Linked DNA regions of Homo sapiens: all the other regions are linked to region 2. Evidence: chromatin loops called from intact Hi-C (ENCODE). Cell type or tissue: Panc1. All regions are shown on one strand.

Region 1 (5,000 bases), 200 kb before region 2:
TGATAGCCAGAAGTCTAACCCAGGAGGAAAGAAAACCCAGGGCTGCCAGTTCACACACAGTTGGGAGCACTTGCTAGTGAGTCATGGTCAATGGCCAAACAGATGAGAAGAACCAAGGAAAGGGTTGGCATTTGCTGGGGTCTGCTGATTCCCAAGCTCTGGCCTGTGGTGAAGCAGCAGAAATGTGCCAAGCTGAATCACAAAGAGCTTGAGGAGACCTTGGCCTTCCTTCCAGGCTGTGAGGGCCTGGGCTGCCCTAAGCCATCCTCTGGAAAGGTGGAAAGGTCTTCAGGCCCAGAGTCATGTCCATGTTTACATCTATGCCTATGTCTGTAGCGATCTGGGGTATAGATATTTACATAGCTAACATTTATTAAGGGCTAATTATGTTCCAGCTTACATGGACCAACACTGTGGTAACATCAATCATATCCATGATATAGATACTACACTTTCCTCACCATGAAACAGGGATAATAAATTTGAGGCCCCATTGGTCTCAGTCAGAATGAGCCATGTTGTGCTGTGGTAATGAGCACCTCCTAGATGTCAGTGGCCTGAAGTTGTCTCAGTCACATTGTTTGTCCTTCTTGTATCAGCCAAGGACATTGGCCTGTGCTATTGTCATTGTCAGCCTGGGGCCCAGACTGACAGAACAACCATTATGTGGAACACTGCCAGTCACTGTGACAGAGGGAGAGAGAGGCAAGCCATGCCCTGACTCCTAAGGTGCCAGGTGCAAGTGAGCTGGAGGTAACAGACACTCACCCACTGATAGCCAGAAGTTTAACCCAGGAGGAAAGAAAACCCAGGGCTGCCAGTTCACACGCAGCTGGGAGCACTTGCTAGTGAGTCATGGTCAATGGCCAGACAGACGAGAAGAGCCAAGGGAAGGATTGGCATTTGCTGGGGTCTGCTGATTCCCAAAGCTCTGGAGGAAGCTCCACCAGGAAGTGACAGATGACGCTGCTGCTCACATTTTATTGGCTAAGGCAAGTCACACGACCGCATCAAACTTGAAGGTAGTGGGGAAATGCAACCCTACTAGGTGCCTGAAAGACAACTGGAAATGTTTGGTGAACAGGAAAAAGCCACCATATCACCTGCTGGTGTGGTTTAGGGATAGAATGAGTTCATGTACTTCAGGTACTCAAAATGGTGCCAAAGGCCCAGTAATCTCTGCATGGGTATTAGCTAGGAACACCACTGCTGTTTCTCTTATTTGGTTTAAAGATGAGGAAACACAGCATGAGAGGCCGAGTAATTTGCCCAAGTTACTGCCCAGGGGCTACCCAGAGGTTGCCCTTCTAACTGGCACACTCTACCAGCCCACTCCGAGTCGCAGGCCATCCTGAGAGCCGAGGCTGGGTCAGGACAGACACGATGTGCCCTCGGTGACTTTGAGGACTCCCATTCTACTGGGGGAAGAGAAGGGACCCTATCATCTAGTGAGTGCCACACAGAGGATCTTACGGAATTCTCACAACAGCCCCAAGGTAGGGATTATCATTCCCATGGGTGGGATGGGAAAACTGAGGCTCAGAAAGGTAAAGTGACTTGCCCCAAACCAAAGGCTAGTTGGAGGTGGAGCCAGGGTTCACATCCCGCCTGTCGGGCTCACTGTTGGTGGGGCTCCCTGCACGCACCCCTGTGCCTGTGGAGGAGGCACAGACAGAGGCACACAATGGTGAACGGCTTCGTGGACGCTTTCCTTACGGACAGAGGGGACTCAAGGGTCAATTCCGGAATGAACGAGCCCGCTTTCTACTCCCAAAGAGGAGCCAGGGGTGTGTGTGTGTGTGTGAGAGAGAGAGAGAGACAGACAGAGAGAGAAGAGAGGCCCCCTCATGAATCATCAGGCAGGCTTCAGGGAGGAGGTGGTATTTGCCCTGGACTTTCTAGACTGGCGTACGTGAAAATAGGGAAGGAAGGGTAGGACTTCTGTTCAGGGTGTTTGGAAGAGCCAGAGTATGAGCTGGACAGGGGTGAGCAAGAGTGAGGTTGGGGTCAGTCCTGACTACAGCAGCATTACCACCAATGATTGTACAGGCCAACATTGGGCCGCCATCTACATCATATTGTAGAATGGAATGTTTATCATGACATTCCGGCAGATGGCAGCAAATATCTGGAGGAACTGGGGCTGGCCATCTCTACCCCCACACCTGCTCTCACCCTTCTCCCTGTTGCTCTGTGCCCTGGAAGGCCAGTGTCTATGGGATCTCTGTTCTTGGGCAGAGAAGCCAAGGGGAAGCACCGGCAGGAGGCAGGAGGTGGTGGAGAGAGGCTTGAGTATTTATTCCTTTTTTCCCTCCCTGTTGGCTTGGCAGTGGCTGTGCTTGTCTGTCAAAATCTCCCCAGCTGCAGCCCTAGTGGGATTTCATAACTGCTTTCTTCTGTGGTCCCTTTGGGTCTAAGGGCGGTAACAGCTCCCCTCTGTTGCTAGGGTATTTCACCACCTTTTGCTAGTTTTTCTTAGCCATGACCACACCTTCATAAATAATGTCTTCGGTAAACTCTCCAATCACCCCTTCTGAGTGAGCCATCTGTGTCCTTCCAAACCCTGACAATTCAAGGGCTCTTTCATAATTTACACAACGATCTTCTTTATGCCAGCAGCAGCTTCAGAAACCTCCTGGCATTCTCTAGGCATTCTGTAGGCATTTGGGGAGTTGTTCTGAGCAGGTCAGGAAATAACCCCAACTCCATCTCTCATGGGGTGGCTGAAGCAAGCAAAGGTGCAGAGAACAGGGCAGAGGCAGCACGGTGAGAACTTTTGCCTTTTTTCAACACTTCTGGCACTGACCAGGATCCTGATGAATATTTGTCGTGCTGAGATCCATTGAATTCTGCGAGGCGGGGCAGGAGAGGCGGGGCCTTGGGGGACCAGCAAGGGCTGCTCCCTGCCCTCACCTGCAGGATGGTGTTTTTGCCTCAGTTTCCCCCCTTAGATTGTGAGTGCTCCAAGGCAAGGCTTGATCTCTCAAATCTCTGTCTCCTCCAGCCCAGCCTGTTGGGAGAGCACTGGAAAGTAGCTGGTGGGTGACCTGAGCTAGTTGAGCTGGTTTGAGCTGACCTGCAAACTTCCTTTCTGTGGACCCCTGGTTTCCACTGGAAGGTTCACCTGCCCATATCAGAAAAAGCCTGACTTTAAAGGATTTTAGAAAACCCCATTTTATTCTTTTTCAAAACGTACGGCAAGTAATCAAGAACATTCCTCCTGAGTCCAGTGCTATTTCCTCTCCAGTTCACTGCCCCTCAAGCCAAATCCCAAGTCTGCTTTAATGAATATAGAAAACTCACTTGTCATTAGTTGGACAAAAGCTAATGGACTGGAGTCCTTGAGGACAGTGGGTCTCTTGAGCAAATTAAACACTCCCCTTGCAATCTTGAAGTCAATGTTAAATTGTTTATCAAACCCTTCCTTTCCAGGTAGCATTAAGGTGAAATTTCCCAAGTTCTGGCCATTAGGTCAGAAAATTATATTGAGCTGGAGACAGGAAGAAGGAGAGGCAATTTCAAAACTGTTTTGTTTTGAAGAGGAAAAAGGCGTATTGGTTAGGGTCTGGGGAGGGGTCCATAAATATACTTCACCTCTGATGTCACTCTGGCCTTCGCTCATGGCAGACATTGCTAATCAATCATATGCTCCTAACTGTTAACTCAAAACTAAAGCTACTTGCAAACCAGGGCCTAGGGTTGATGGGTCTCCATGATTTTGGTAGTCATTAAAGAGGATGCATCATGGGGCAGGGGGATAAGCACTGGGCTGGGTATCAGAAAGCCTGGTCCCAGTTCTGCTGTGTGATCTTCCTGTTTGGGTCTGGTTCCCCTTCTGCTCAAACGGGGAAGACTTCCTTGCCTGCCACCAGAGGCCCTTGCAAGGACCTGTCAAGGGCTTGGCTAGAGGAGCTTGCCAGGGCTGCAGAACACTGCCATGGCAGCTGCACAGTCACGGTTGTTCCAGGCAGTGCCCTTCAGCACACACAGAAATGAGCTCTTCCAGGAGTGGAGACAGCTCTTCAGCCATTTTCTCCTCACAGGGCTGTTGATGTTTGGGCCCTGTGTGATGTACAACCACATGGTGGCCTATGAGGTGAAGATGTGACTTGGGAGGATCTCTTGGGTCCAGGGCTCCCAGGGCAGTGTCAGAAAAGCAGAATTATGATGCACGGAAGGGAGGAGATGGGAGCCTTGTCCTAGAGATTCCCTCAGTTGTCTATTTATTCACCCACTCATTCATTCATTCATAAATGTTTTCTGCAGATGCCTAAGCTGGGCTCTGATGACTCACCATCCACTCAAATTGGAGCTGGCCAACGCCTTTTATGGACCTGCACCACCTCATGGTTGAGAGGAGTCCCACAACAGGGCTTGGCTTTGGAGGCAGATCCAGTATTGACTGGCTGTGTGTCCTTGGGCAAGCCATTTCTCCAAGTCCCGGTTTCCCCATCTGGGAAGCAGGGGAAATAGTCCCCTTCAGAGGGTTCTTGTAGGGGGTCAAATGAGATCAAACATGTTAAAATGCCTGGCATACAGCACTCAAGGATCGCCAGCCAACTGCTGGCTTTTGGACCAATAGCCTCAGCAAACGCTTACAGAAATGGAATTCAGTGCAAATACCCAAAAGAGGAGCTTTCAGAATGCCGGAAACATTTTCATATTTGTGCAGGAAGAAAACAAATATTATTTGCCCTAAAACTGTGAGGAGCATGCTAAAGGCTCAGAATGCGGCCGCTGAAAATTGAATAACTCCACTTGCAGACGGTGCATCAATTTCATTCAATTTGTAAGCACTTGTCCCTGTAGTCAGGAGGAAAAATGAATTCAGCTCAATCAATCAGCCTGTTTCTGGGTGGTTTGGGGGAAGCCACCCCATCTCACAGGAGGTTCAGTGTCACCTGGAGCAGAGTGACTGGAGCTTCGTTGTTTTTGTGGCAAATTGGGGATAGTAGGAGCTTCATTGATTACCTTATTCTATCTCTGTACTACCACATCAG
Region 2 (5,000 bases):
TAGGGAAAGGCCCCAGGAGCCCCTCCAATTGGCCACCTGGCCTCAGATGCCCTGCGTTACCACAGAGGCCTCCAGCAGTTGTCTATCTGGGTCTCAGCTGAGGTGCCCACAGCTACAAGATCAGGACAGAGATCACAGGGGAGAGTGGCCCGCCAGGCAGGGAGATGGAAACCAGGTCCTCACCATCTCTGCCACTAACTGCCCCCTGCATACCCTTGGGCCAAGCCTGCGCCCTCTGTGCCTGGACTACCCTACCTGCAGGGTATAGAGCACATGACCTGCCAAGGAGTGTGGCTGCTTGGCCACTGCCCTAAGTTCTTGCCTCCGCTACCCTACCCACCTCTGGCCTGTAAGCCTGACTACCCACTTCCCTGACCACACACATACACGCACGCACACTCGGCCCCACCGGCCAGTTCCAGGATCTGCCTCCCATTAGCTTCAGCTGCCACAGGCAGAGACTGAGCCAAACTGGTTTCTTTAGAGTTCATGCTAAGACTCCAGAAGCTCAAAGACCTTCAGGCCAAGGAAAACAGAGCACAAGTGCCGAGAGCAACTTGAGCGGGGAGCGCATGAGAACTCGGGCCCAGCAGCCCCAGATGACTGTTGCCTTGTGGGTTGCCAGGCTGCCAGCTGCCCCAGGGTTGCCAGATCTGATTTTTCTTCCCCAAAGAAGCCAGGCATCCATCCATACATGAAATTTCCTGATTTTGCAATGTTGGTAACTAATTCAAAATCATCATCAATACAGGGCAAGCCAAGGAAAGCATGGCTACCAGGCTGCCAATTCCCCCCTGGGTTCTACGTGATGCCCCCACCACGACCACACCCCAGCAGAACCTTGGTCCTGACTCCTTCCTAGACAAAAAGAGAACTCAGGTAACAACCCACCTCTCTACATGAGGGGACATGTAGACACCTCTCTACATCCAGGGGACAGCACACAGAGGGCCAGGGAGGGGACCTGCCCTTGGAAAGCCCCAGCAGAGGCCAAGACAAAATGGTGGTAACCTCCTTCCTGCCCCCAAAGCCACACTGGGAAAAGGAGATGGAGAGGCTGCCTGTTCACCCATACTCCACACTGGACCCTAAAGAATCCTTGGGTCTCAGCCAGTTGTGAAGGACCAATGACCCAACACTGGAAATCCCCACAGGGGAGTGGGCTGGTTCCAGAAAGCCAGGCCAGGTCCAGGCTCAAGGACAGCATTCCAGGTGGCAGGCCCTGAGTGGGCAATGGCCTGGAGACGGGAAGCTGAGCCAACACACAGGGACTGGAGGCACAGGAGGAATGAGCAGGAGGAAAGGGAGGCCCGCGAGAGAAGGGCAGGGCTTCTCTCAAGAACTGAGGTCAGTGCGGGGGGACGTGTGGGCAGCACCCCATGGGGAGATAAGACTGATGGGGCTGGCTGTCAACAGTGGGGATGGCGGACGGCCCTGTGAGAATGGAGGAAAGGAGGGAGAGGAAAACTGAATTTATCACATCGAAAGGCAAGGGATGCCAAGGATTTTCCACAGAGCCATCCTCTCTCTCTAGGTTTTGGGGGTTTTGCTGTGTGATCTGGGCAGACCGCCTCTCTTCTCTGAGCCTGTTTTCCCATGCGAATGACGGAGCGGGGCGTCTCAGGTGCTCTCCAAGGCCCTTCCAGCTCCCATGGGGGAGTCTCGAGGTCCAGGCTGGTGGCCCCAACAACCCCTCAGACGCCCAGCCCTCCCAGGCCCAGGGTGCTACCCTCTGCCCCCACCCTGGAGGCCTCCACCCCCCTGTGCTCCCTGTGCCTCTCTTCAGGGAAAACTGGGGCCTGACCCTTTTCTTCTGCCATGAAGCAGGCTGGGAGACTCAGCTTCCTAAAGGCAAAGGAGGAGGAAAGTGAGTGGCCCTTCATTCTGCAGCCGACACCTGGGGGCACTGTTGTTCAGCCTGGATGCCCCGGGCTCCCGGCTGCAGGCAATCGGCTTCTTCAGTACTATGGAATCGCTCCGTGGCTCCACAGCTCCAAACAGGAAGGTGGTGGTGGGCGAACCAGCCAGTTCCAGCTGCCAACAGGACCGTGGCTAAAGCCTGCTGCCCTCTGCCATGACGGGCCTCACGTCCTCAAACATAGGCCTCTCCGTGGCCATCTACTCAGCATTGACTACAGCCAGGCCCTGGGGCCACGCCCTTGGCAGCTGTCACTTCACTTCATTTTATTCTCACTGTAACCCACAAGGCTTGCGTCAACTCTATTCGCCAGATAACAAAATGGAGGTGCAGAGAGATTAAGTAACTCGCTACAAGAAGTCCTCAAACCATTTCATCCCTGCCCATGAGCCTGTGCCTTTGACTCAACACCTTATTTGGGGCTCTCCAGGGATCAGAGATCTGTGAACTCTCAATCCCACAGGGGCTGCCTATTACTCCTGACTCAGGAATCCTGAGCTTTTCCACATACCCATCCCTTCTGGGAGCTCTGAGAGGGCTCTCCCCACTTCCTGCTTCTGTTTTCTGCCCTCATCCCGGGAGCAGCAGACAGCATCTATGCATCCAGGGAAGGAAAAGGGTCCTAGGAGAGAAAAGACCAGGACCTGCCCATGTCAGAGGGGCCCAGGGCCCCAGCACGGTCTGTGAGCTTCTGAAGCCCCTTCCCTCTGGCCATAGCTCCCGTGGAGGTCTGCTGGGCAGGGCTGAGGGGGCGTCCAGCCTGAAAGAGACAGGGGAAGAGGGGATTTGGGGAGAGAGAGAGATAGCAAGAGAGAAAGGAAATTGAATGAGTGAATGAGTGTGAGAGAAAGAGAAGAAGGAGAGGGAGAGAGAGAGTGTGTGTGTGAGAGAGAGTATGTACGAAAAAGAAAGCTAGTGAGAGCTAGACCGGGAGACAGAAACAGACACAGAGGAAGGTTCAATAAACAGGAAATAAAGCCAAATAACACAGAATGAGATGCACCCCCAAAGACATGGGGAGAGACACAAAAACAGACAGGAGACAGGCATCCCCAAAAAGGAAGTCATAATGGGAGCACCTGGCTAAATGCCCCCCAACAAACCTCCCCATGAGAGTCTCATCAGACTTGGCATCTTCTGGAAAGGACAGGCCACCTCTGAACCCTGGCTGCCCTTCCTGTGCCCTCCTTAGAAGGTAGTCCAGAGCCCAGAAGGCTGGAAACTCACTTGCAACGTACCCCTACTGCCCAAAAAGAAACCTCTGGCCCCCACAGTCCACACTGGCTGGACAGGTCAGCTTTCTAAACTGGTGAAAGGGATTCGCACTCCGCTGACCTCAGTGTGTTCAGGGCCTTTCAAACTCAGGGCCCTGTGAGTTATTGTGAGGGGGACAGGGAGGGGACCTAAGTGGGGAGAGCGGCGGAAGGAGGTCTCACTAGAGATCAAAAGCCCAGGAAGGAACCCAGGGTCTGAGGCTGCCCTTTCACCCATGGCCGCTATTCACAGCCCTGCCTGCTTTGCCAAGTCTCTCCCTGCCACCACCTCCTCTGGGCCTTCCGGAGAGGGAGGTGCTGACTCAGCCTCCATTCCCCTCACCCAGCAGGATTCCTGAGCCATGCCACAGCTTCCTCGACGAAAGCTCTCAGTTCAAACCAACCAAGAGACAAAGCGACATCTCATAACTGGGTGGCACCCCAGCCTGACCCTCAGAGCCATCCCGCAGGCCTCCCAGGCATCCGTGTGAACCGGGGCTGTGCCGAGAGGCTGCGCTGGGGATAGAAATGATTTGTGGCCCCTGCCCTGTCAAGTCCACATGAGTGGCAGCCTCAGGGTCAGGCAGCAGAAGGGAAAGACAAGTGGGTAGATGCACTTGCAGACACAGTACTGGCACAGAAGCATTGGCCACCCAGGCTAGAACAGGCCTGCCTCAAAAGTCACAGAGTCCGAACCAGAATGTCATCCTTGACTCTTCTGCTCCTCATTTGTCCAGCGCCTGCTCACACCTCTGATGATGGAGAGCTCACTACCTTTCTAAGATAAAGCTTCCATTCTTGGCCCAGCCTGGCTGCTTCTGAAAGCCATATGTTGCATTCAGCCATAATCTGCCTCCTGCAGCTTCCTTTAACCAGCCCCAGCTCTTCCTCCAGAGGCCACAGAGATCTTACCTGCTGCTGAAGAACAGTTCATCTGAGACTTGGACATAGTGGCCATATACCCGAGTCTGGTCTTGGAGGCAGGCATCCTAGGAAGAACTCTAGAATCTCTATACTGAAAGGGCCCTTCGCCAATCCACTGGCCTAACAATATTCTAGTTAGTTTGTTTGTCTTTGCTCCAGAACTCTACTCGGAGCTTTCTATGGAAGCCCAAAATACCAAACAAAAGCACCCTTGACTGAGGATAGTAGAGGTCCCTCCACTCACCCTCGTTACTAATTGTGAACCCTCTAAAGGAATGTGACTGATCCACTCTACCAAGGAGCACTTACTGAGCACCTACTATGTGCCAAGCACTTGTATTAGAGCTGTGTTGTCCAATACAGCAGCCGCTAGTCCTATGTAGCTACTGTGCACTTGAAATGTGGCCAGTACAATCGAGGAGCTAATTTTTTTATTTGATTTGATTTTAATTTTAATTTTAAAATAGAAGCAGTGTAAAATATTTGTCCCACTAAACACAGCTTTATTGTTTTGGTAGGACTACATCTAACTTTAACTGTCAAACGTTTCGCATCCAAATTGAGATGTACTACATGTGTAAAATACACACCAGATTTCAAAAACTTGGCAGCAAAAATAAGAGAAAATATAGCATCAAATTTTTTATATGCTGACATGTTGAAATGATGATATTTGGGGTATACTGGATTAAATAAAATATATTATTAAAATTAATTCCACTTGTTTCTTTTTACTCTTTTTAATGTAGTTACTAGATCATTTAAAATTACACGTGGCTTGCATTCTGCTTCTGTTGGATAGTGCAGGGCTAGTCACTGTCATGTTATCTTTTTACCTGAAACACTCAGCAGAGTGAATGTTTCTTGAGCATCTGAGACACATAGCTCAAAACTATCTCCCTAAA
Region 3 (5,000 bases), 68 kb after region 2:
CCATAATACTTCTCTCTTAGAAGCTGTGAGTACCTTACTTCACATTTCTTTTTCTTTTTTTGTTAGTAGAGATGAGGTCTTGCCTTGTTGCCCAGGCTGGTCTTGAACTCCTGGCCTCAAGCAATCCTCCTGCCTTGGCCTCCCAAAGTGTTGGGATTACAGGCATGAGCCACCGTGTCTGGCTGCATTTATTTATATATCTTTTTTTTTCTGTCGGATTATAAACACTCCATATAGGACTGGAGAAGATACCTACAGAGCAGGAGCTCAAGTAAGTATCTGTTAAATGACCAAACGAATGAGGGCCAAGGAAGCTCTAAAGTTGAGGTCTCAAGGGCCTGGATACAAAGACGGTGTGGTGAAGACCGGGAGGCTGGATCAGTCCTGTTCTCACTCTTGCTTAATCAAAGAAGGCATATCTTCCTGCTGAGAAAGAGGAACTTAGCATTGGAAGGGAATTTGAAGGTTCTGTAGCTCTCAGGAAGAATCAGTTTCTAATTCTGACACATACTGCAACCTGGATGAACCTTTTTTATTTTTTCAGACAGGACCTTGCAAGTTGGTACCACTTGCATTCCAGGCTAAAATGCAAGTGGTATAAACACAGCTCAATGCAGCCTCGACTTCCTAGGCGCAAGTGATCCTCCCACCTCAGCCTCCCAAGTAGCTGGGACAACAGGCACACATCACCATGTCTGGCTAATTTGTATAGTTTTTGTAGAGACGAAGTCTCGGACATTGCCCAGGCTGGACTCAAACTCTGCCCCAAGTGATCCTCCTGCGTTAGCCCCCCAAAGTGTTGGGATTACAGGCATGAGCCACCTCACCTAGCCCTGGATAAACCTTGAAGACATTATGCTAAATGAAATAAGTCAGACACAAAAGGACAAATACGGTCGGGCCCAGTAGTGCACGCCTGTAATGCTGATGGCACGTGCCTGTATTCCCAACTACTTGGGAGTGTGAAGTGGGAGGATCACTTGAGCCTGGGAGGTGGAGGTTGCAGTGAGCTGAGATCATGCCACTGTACTCCAGCCTGGGTGGCAGAGCCAGACCCTGTCTCAAAAAAAATAAAAAGGACAAATATTGTGTGATTCCACTTATATAACATACCCAGAACTGTCAAATTCTTAGAGCTGGAAAGTAGAATGGTGGTTGCCAGGGACCAAGGAAAGAGGGGAATGGGGAATTATTGCTTTCTGGGTACAGAGTTTCAGTTTGGGAAGACGAAAAAGCTCTGCAGATGGATGGTAGTGATGGTTGTATAACGATGTCAATGTATTTAATGCCACTCAACTATACTGTTAAAAATTATTAAATTGGTATAATTTTTTTTTTTTTTGAGACAGGGTCTCTGACTCTGTCACCCAGGCTGGAGTGCTGTAGGGCGATCATAGCACACTGCAGCCTCAACCTTCCAGGCTCAATCAATTCTCCCACCTCAGCCCCGCAAGTAGCTGAGACTATAGGAACATGCCCCAACACCAGGATAATTTTTTTTTTTTTTTTTTTGAGATGGAGTCTCCCTCTGTCACCCAGGCTGGAGTGCAGTGGCATGATCTCGGCTCATTGCAACCTCCACCTCCCAGGTTCGAGCAATTCTCCTGCCTCAGCCTCCCAAGTAGCTGGGACTACAGGCACGCACCACCACACCTGGCTAATTTTTATATTTTCAGTAGAGATGGGGTTTAGACATGTTGGTCAGGCTGGTCTCAAACTCGTGACCTCAAGTGATCTGCCCGCCTCGACCTCCCAAAGTGCTGGGATTACAGTCATGAGCCACCATGCCCAGCCTATTTTACCACAATTTTTTAAAAAGGAGAATCACTCTTTCTCAAAAGAAAAAAGGAAAAAAAAAAAAAAAAAAAAAAGGAGAATCAGTCCCTGGATCTGAGGACCTGAGTCTAGGGGATCAGAGGAGGAGGGTGGGGGTGAAAATAGAGCAGTGATGGGACTTCTCTTATGAATGGCCTCTCTGCCTTCCTCCCTCCCTTTTCCCTCCAATACTGGCTGGGCCATGTGCTATTTTGGGGGCAAATGCATGTCCTTGTGTGCACTCAGAGATGAATAAGACGGAGCACCTGCCCTGGAGGAGTCAGTGGTACAAATAAGTCAGGGAGGAAGTATGTAAGCCAATTTCACAGATGGAATGATAAGTAAAATTATACGTCATGACCCTAAATCTTCCCATTCTCCTCCTTTCCCCTCTGACCTCAGTGCATGCTTCTGAGTCTCCATAAGAGGAAACTGCACAATATTCCTTGAATCAAGGTTAGATGAGAAGATTTAATAGCATTAGGAGAAATGTCTGGGTCCAATTATGGAGCTTTAAATGCAGCCTTTATATTTCACACTTGGAATCAAGGTTACTGAATTCTCTAGATGTTTTCAAATAAGCCAAACTATCGCACAGATAACAGGAGAGTAATTGGAAATGGACCGAGAGAGACCTTGAGCATAAGCAATCTGAGGAAACAGTTTAAACAAGCCCACAGTATCCTTTGCAGAAGATCTATTAGCGATGGATGCATACGTCGAAGAATCTTAGAATTGGGGAGCTTAACGGGACCTGCCTTGGCAATTATGAAGTCTGTTTCCTCATTTTACGGATGAGGAAACTGAAGGGCACAGAGAGAAAGTGGCTTGAAAGTTCACACAGGAAAATTATGTCATACCTGGCACAATAATCCTGTCCTTTGACTTTTAGTTGAGGGCTCTTGATTTTTCTGCTCACCTGTTGCTTTGCTTCAATAAAATGTTGTAAAGTTTCCTTTATAAGTACAATTTTCTCTTCTAATACTGGAATGAGTCAGAGAGGGAGAAGTAAGTCCTTGCAAATGATAAATATATACTGCTATGGGTTGAATTGTGTCACCCCAAATGATATGGTGAAGTCCTAAACCCTAATATCTCAGAATGTGACCTTATTTGGCTGGGCGTGGTGGCTCATACCTGTAATTCTGGCACGTTGGGAGGCCCAGGTAGGCAGATTGCCTGAGCTCAGGAGTTGGAGACCAGACTGGGCAACATGGTGAAACTGTCTCTACTAAAAACACAAAAAATTATCTTTAGCTGCTCTGGAGGCTGAGGCACATGAATCGCTTGAACCCAGGAGGTGGAAGTTACAGTGAGCTGAGATTGCACCACTGCACTCCAGCCTGGGTGACAGAGCGAGACTCTGTCTCCAAAAAAAAAAAAAAAAAAAAAAGTGACCTTATTTGGAAACCAGCGTCATTGGAGATATCAGTTAAGATATGATGGGTTCTTAATTCAGTATGACTAATGGCCTTATAGGAGGAAGAAGGAGACATGCAGGGAGAAGATGTAGCCATGTGATGACAGAGGCAGAGGTTGGAGTGATGCATCTACAAACCAAGGATTGCCAAGAACCTACAGAAGCCAGGAAGAGGCAGGGAGGGCTCTTCCTTAAAGCCATCAGAGAGCATGGACCTGCCAATGTCTTGATCTCAGACTTCTAGCCTCCAAAACTGTGAGAAAAGAAATTCTTGCTGTTAAAACAAGTTAAAAAAAGTCACCCCATTTTTTTCATAATTTGTTATGGGAAGCCCTAGGAAATGAATACAGTACATAAATGTTGCCAGCATGTGAGTTTCCTTGGGCCAAAAGAAGTGGGTTTCATCAGGCCTTGGGGTAGAGGCAGTTAGGAAACAAAAGTTGGACTGGGCTCGAATATTTGGTAGCAATAAGCCCCAAAGTTCAAGCAGCCAGCGTGTCCTAATCAGATTCTAATCTGGGATACTAACAATGGATGATGAGCAGAATCAGAAGCAAAGGTGGAGGAAATATTTGTCTTCCCATTTGAAGAAGTTGCAGTTCCAAATCTTCGATTCAGCAACTCTGATTGGGATACGAAGTTTTACGGTTTATGCAAGTTGCATCTCTCAGGTACACATAGCTGACATAAAAAGCAGCAAGTTCTCTTCCTTGTTCCCACTAAACTCCTCCTACCCCATAGCCAGTCACAGACTTCTATATGATCCAAAGCCAGAAAAGATTATAAGGTGGTTGTTAAAACCTCACTCACTTTGGAGTGTTGCTGGACCACTGCAGGCTGATGGCAGTCCAGAAAGATGTGTCCATTTACTCAGTGTTAAGTCTTTGAATTAGAGTCTCTGCAGGAAACAGGTGTACATTCTAAATGAGGAACTGAGGAAGGTTTCATGAAGGGACCGTTTACAGAGGGGTGGGCAGTGCTAGGGAAGACAACAAGGTATGGTACCCTAGGGCTAGCCATTGCAGGGAGCATTCACCTGTTAGTTACACCTAAAAGGGCAAGGAAGGGAGGGAGTGGCTGTATGAAGAAGGGGACCTGACAGGAACTGTGGTCTTTTGTAGAGGAACACAATCAACTCATGCAGACGCAGCAGAGAGGGAGCCAGCACACTAACGGTGTGACTTCATTCCCCTCCTGTCCTCCTAAATTTAGCTCATGCTGCCTATTGTCCAACCCCAACCAAAGACTGAAAGACAAGGAAGCTCTTCATACTTACTGGTGATAGACTGAAAGCTTTCCACCTAACAGCAGAAACAATATAAGGATGCCTGCTTTCATCACTGCTACTCAATATGGTACTGGGAATCCTAGCAGTTTGGGAAGAAAAAGTAAAACACTTTCATCATTTGAAATCACAATAGTCATCCAAACTGGAAAGGAAGAAATATTTATAGTTGTAGAAGACAGGATTCTACATATAGAAAATCCCAAGGAATACACAAAAGATCTATGAGACCTAGTAAGTGAATTTAGCAAAGTTGCAGGGTACAAGATGAGCTCACAAAAACCAGTGGTGTTTATATACATTATCAAAAAACGATCCTAAAAAAAAAAATTCCAGAAGAATAAAATACAATTCTTAGGAATAAATTTAACCAAGGAAGAAAGACTTGTACACTGAAAGTTATAAAACTTCTGAATAAAATTTAAAAAGACCTAATTTAATGTAATGAAATTCCATTGTTATATATCAGAAAACTTATGG
Region 4 (5,000 bases), 270 kb after region 2:
TTCTCATACAAAAATATTGTTCTTTTCAACCAAATGTGACAATCTTTATATTCAATTTCTCTTTCTAAAGCTATTGCTATTTGGTTTGCAATGTTGCAGTGGTTTATAAAACTGGAGATTATAAATGCCTTGATGAATTCTGATATATTTTTGGTGCCATGACTTGGATACTTTGCAATAATATGCTGACAAAGGTTTTACTCTCTGAGCACCAACACTTCCTGTCCTGGTCCTTAGGCTGGAGAGTTAATATTTGCGCATATACTGTTAGGATAGGTTCCAGGAAGAGGAGTACTTTGGCTTTCCACTGTATATCCCCAGTGCTGAGCCGCTCTTTCATGGGGCTGCTGCCATCATTGCCATTGCCAATCTGGGCTCAGTCCTGGCCACTGCCTTGAGTGCCCTGTGTTGTCCACGTCTGTCCCAGGTATTCACATTTGGGCCCAGGCAGCCAGTCCAGCTGCTTAGTGCATATGCTGACACTTGACATATTTCCTCTGTTCTGTGCTCCATTGTCCCACTGGTCTTCATCTACAAAGTACAAGTTCAAAGTCATTAACAAGTTCAAGATGGCGACAAAGGACCGTTCAACTAAATAGAGGCCCCTTTTGAGAGCAAGCCCATGTGTGACTGCACAAGTTACATACCTGGTAAGCTTACTCTGCCCATTTATATTGCCGAAGTACTAAGACTACTAAACTGCCTTTAAATTGCTCTGTTCAGGACTTCCCTAAGATGAACTATTTGACCTTAATGGGACCTATATAGTTGTTAGGGGCAGAGACATGGTAGTTTTCATGCAGGTATTCAGTGAGTTTGTTTTAAAACATGCTACCTTCTTAGTAAGACTTGATACTCCTCTAGGAGCCTTATGGAAGCTGAACTCCCTGGCAGCCAGGACTGTAGCTATTGAATCTGACTGGGGTTCTAAGAGGAAGGCTTTTGAAATGGAGTTCAGACAAACTGCTCTATCAAAATACTCTTGTTGATTTAGTTTGCTGTGTTTTATTCTATATCTTTCTTTTAATTACCACTTGGATTTTTATTATTTCTGATCTTTTTTTGTTTGTTCGTTTGTTTTTTGGTTGAAGGAAAGGGATCATAGATTATTATTTAGCTCTCACCACTGGCTGCTTGATATGGATGGCCTACTGTTTATCAATGCCGATAACCAGAGTTTTGGTGGTTGTTGATACCATATATGTCCCCCTTAATCTTGTAATCTTGTACCTATGTGAGAGACATTTTTAAAGAAGAAAATCAAGAAAAATGTCTCATAGCCTCATTTGTCATTTTTTTCTTCTTTAAGACGTCAACAGATTTTTTTTAGAGGAAGTTTCTCTAACTAAATGTCTTTTGTCCTCTGTAAAATGGACAAGAGTTGAAACAAGCAATGTATATGAAAGGTAAAGACGTCAAAGTCAACACACAGACCCCAGATTGCACTCAGCCACTTCTTTGCTTCCCACAGCATTTCTATGCTGTAAAATGCTGTCTTCAATGAACTAGAATTGGAGTTACTGTTTGATCCTCCTCTTATCCTCTTAACCTTGGCCAAAGATATTTACATTATCACTTCCTAACTGATGTGCCACATCTATTGCAAAAATAAGTTGTGGTGAGCAAGATACTGATTCCTTGTGTTCTCAGGGTGGCCTGGCAGGAGCTTCTGGGTCAGTTGTCTGAAGGTGCCCTGCTCCATTTGCCCTAATGTGCTCTATAAACACCTTTCCTTGAACACTGTGACATGAAAAAGGCTTGGAAGTACTACTTTAAACTTCAAATGAAAAACTCACAAGGAAGTGAAATTCCGTAATTAAGCAATTACCTTTTAACCATTTATGTAATCAGTATTGCTTTTGTTCTTTTTCAGTTTTTTTCTCCTAATTTTAGTCAAGGTAAACATCTAAGCAGCAAGTAATATACTGATGAAAATAAATTTTGAGATTTGTAATCTAGTAATTTGTCTTCTGAGTCTTGTGTTAATAGGAACCAGAGGTCTTAGTAAATGAGAACTATGATTCTGGGTGCTTAAATTGTTTTATCCGCACACTCATTGCGTGAAAGATTTCAGCCTATAAGGAAGAAATTATGTCAGTCTAGAGTCTCCTCATTGTAGAAAAGTTCCCATTTTTATACTTTTGATGATAACAAAGCAGCTCCATTGGATTGTGGTTGACAATAGCAATCTGTATGTTTTTGCTAGCAACATACAGATCATAAGTAGAACATATTTCAGAGTTACACATGATCCAAGAGAAAGTGTGCCGAATTTTGAACTTGGTTGGTAGAAAAAGGTGATTTTTTTTTTTTTGGTAAAGAGATTTTTTTAGATAAACTCTAAGAAAGTAGTTATTTACAGAAAGTACACTGAAGTATAAAAAGATAGTAAACATAGTCATAATGACTATAGTTGCTAGCTATATATTCAGTTTATCTGAGGGGGCAGGAACTTTAGCATCATCTTGTTTTATGAACTCTAATTTACTTATCAATAATTTTTCTTACTAGTTACTTGTTGCAATAACTTATACTATTATACTTCATGTGTGGTTTTGATTTCTTAATGGCAGTATCTTCTTTATTAGTTGACTATGGGAAATATACAAGTATAGTGTCCCCTTGTTTGCAAAGAAAGGGATTCGCGTCTTCACAGTTTACTCACAGCTGCAGTGGTGAGCTGCCCTCTCCTGGTCATCTATGCCTTCCAGAACTCCCGGTGGATACCAGGGAAAATCATACATTTTGCCAAATAAATGGATGTTTTAATCATCTTTGATCTTAACATTATTTTGTGACACTGTAGTATAAAGCTCTGCTGTAGCTCCTTACTTTTCATGTCTTAAAAGACATTGTTGACAGAAAAGATGGGTCATCTTTTTTCTCCCACGTTCTTGTAGGCATTCTATCCACCTGAGATTTTTGCCCCATTACTTCAGTCTTAATGGACAAATTTTGTGCCACCCTTGTTTACTAAATTCTTGAGATTTACTTAGAAGATGTTTCTTAGTTTGTCTATCCACTTTGGGAAAAAGAGATTTTCAGAACTGTCTTAAATAAGTGGATTACCCAAGATGTTCTTTTCATAGAAGATTTTTTGTTACATATTTTCTTAAAAATGAGCATCAGATTTTCTCTACTGTTAATAATTCATGTTGTACATGAGTTTACTGGTGATTCTTCTTAAAACCAGTGCTTATGTTTTTATTTTTTTAATTCTCTATTCTTCAATTCCTATTTCTTATAAGCCCATCCTTATTTTAGACTCTAGACTTGGGGACCTATGGGATTCGCATCAGTTATGGTGCTTAACAAAACTTTAATACCAGAATTTTAGAATCTTACTTTCTTGTTGAAAGTAGCAGTTTATCCCAGCCTTTTCCTATTATATACCTTATATTTTGTATATACTCTTACATTTTCTATATACCCTTATATTTTGTATTTTTAAAATGGAAGGAATGAAAAAAAAACCTGTGGTTTTTATCGTATTTCCCATTTATATTTGTACCTTGCTACTAGTTGCTATTTCTATTAAGATTCCTAGAAAACTTTTTATGACATGTTGTTTCTAAAGTTCATATATATTGTAGTAACTCAGTATAACTCATTATTTACTAAGGAAGCATACTAATATTGCATATCCTCTTTAAAATCCTACAGTTAAGAACAAAAGACTAGAAGACATCAGGCCTTTTCATTTATTAGTCATTTTACCTTTTAGACAATTTTATGTAATTATTTTTCACGTGGCAAATTTCATTGTACACTACACACATACGTTTGCAGAAGGGGTGCAAAGTTTTGGATACATGGAAATTTCTTCTTGAGTTAGCTAGAATTTCTTTTCCTTTTTCAAGTTAAGACAGAAAACCCAGCCAATCAATTCAGTTTTGATAGATTTTAAAACCCTAATCAATACTTTAAAATTACTTATGAAGCAAATTATTAAGAGTAACTTCTAAACGTAGAAAACATGAAAATCACATCCAAATTGTAGAAAGAAGTTATTTACAACAAGGTCAGGGCGTGTGCCACTTCTTCCTCCAGCCAAGACCTTTCCTGAACTTGGTGATCATGGATAAACGAGTGCCCAAGAGTCTTTAATTTGATATATGCATTACATTTCTAAGATCTTAAACTAATACTATCTCTTTGCTTGTCTTTGGTGTTGAGATTGTTTAAACCTTTCAAGACCTGATTTTGAATCCTTGCTGTCATTTACTAGTTGTGTGACAGACTTGCCCACTTCTCCTTTATAATGTGGAGGTAATATTCCTACAATGGATGCTTGTGAAAATTAAACATTAATAAGAATATTAAAATGCATTTTGTAAGCCAATAAATGGCATACAAATGTAAATAGTACTTATAAAATAAAATGCGTTTAATTTTTTAAAAATATATGACATTCCCAAAACGGAAAAAGGTATTACAGTGTCTGTTAAACCAGACTTAATGGAATACTTGATTTTTCTTCTCATAATCAACCAATTACATTAATGTATCAAACCTGTGTACTGATGAAGATATTTTAAATAGTCTTTTTTTTTGTGGAGGGCAGAGAATTGTGTAACTTTTATGTATCCCACTGCCTTTTTTATTGTGTATTGTGAACACACCACAGCAGAATTTAAATAGTTAAATATTTGTTGCCTCATTAAATTGTGGCTTCCTAACTTAACTTCAGATTGCAGAGGACTAGAAAAGTAGGCATTTAATATATTATTTTATTTTACGAGTTTTCTTGATACATAATTGGTTTTGGATATATTTCCTCCTAAGTACAGAGCTAGCACCATAAATTACAAGCAGTAACCAGATCTTTTTATATGCCTCACTTTATATTGCTTAGGCAACCTTCTGTATGCTGTTTTCTCTAGTCCTCTCCATAGCAGTTAAACCTGAACTCTCATCAGAGAAGTAAAAATTTCCTGTAAAATGAGTTGTTAAAAGCTATATGTTTGAAGTGTAAGAGCAGGCCCTTCTAATGTTTAGGA

Evidence for each region. Hi-C counts contacts between places; a loop is a spot of excess contacts. Peaks named below come from ENCODE experiments on the same cell type or tissue, not always from the same donor. Only the 100,000 strongest peaks of a DNase experiment are listed, where the experiment ranks them.
Region 1: a loop joins it to region 2, with 2.7 times the contacts of the local background. A loop is called at or near these places in 9 of 110 quality-filtered maps.
Region 3: it touches region 2 in a loop (4-fold over the local background); 4 of 110 quality-filtered maps call a loop at or near these places.
Region 4: it touches region 2 in a loop (5-fold over the local background); 25 of 110 quality-filtered maps call a loop at or near these places.

Annotation. Positions count from the first base shown.
Region 1 is chr9:36,796,324-36,801,323 of GRCh38, forward strand. All of the region lies in intron 2 of LOC105376030 (a long non-coding RNA gene), which reads left to right. Among named protein-coding and RNA genes, the nearest start is that of MIR4475, 25 kb to the right of the region's middle. RefSeq lists a silencer at 2,011-2,210. In Panc1, no CTCF peak of the experiment used is centred here; a DNase peak (open chromatin) is centred at 2,129; H3K27me3 peaks cover 1,146 bases.
Region 2 is chr9:36,994,114-36,999,113 of GRCh38, forward strand. All of the region lies in intron 5 of PAX5 (paired box 5), which reads right to left. Among named protein-coding and RNA genes, the nearest start is that of PAX5, 38 kb to the right of the region's middle. RefSeq lists enhancers at 898-1,057, 1,088-1,147, 1,198-1,267, 1,978-2,137, 2,039-2,539 and 2 more. In Panc1, no CTCF peak of the experiment used is centred here; a DNase peak (open chromatin) is centred at 1,948; H3K4me3 peaks cover 377 bases; H3K27ac peaks cover 299 bases.
Region 3 is chr9:37,062,138-37,067,137 of GRCh38, forward strand. No RefSeq gene overlaps it. Among named protein-coding and RNA genes, the nearest start is that of PAX5, 30 kb to the left of the region's middle. RefSeq lists a silencer at 291-491. In Panc1, no CTCF peak of the experiment used is centred here; no DNase peak of the experiment used is centred here; H3K27me3 peaks cover 1,826 bases.
Region 4 is chr9:37,259,916-37,264,915 of GRCh38, forward strand. The region is part of intron 2 of ZCCHC7 (zinc finger CCHC-type containing 7); the gene reads left to right. Among named protein-coding and RNA genes, the nearest start is that of LINC01627, 130 kb to the right of the region's middle. In Panc1, CTCF peaks have their summits at 2,697 (motif pointing left) and 2,934; no DNase peak of the experiment used is centred here.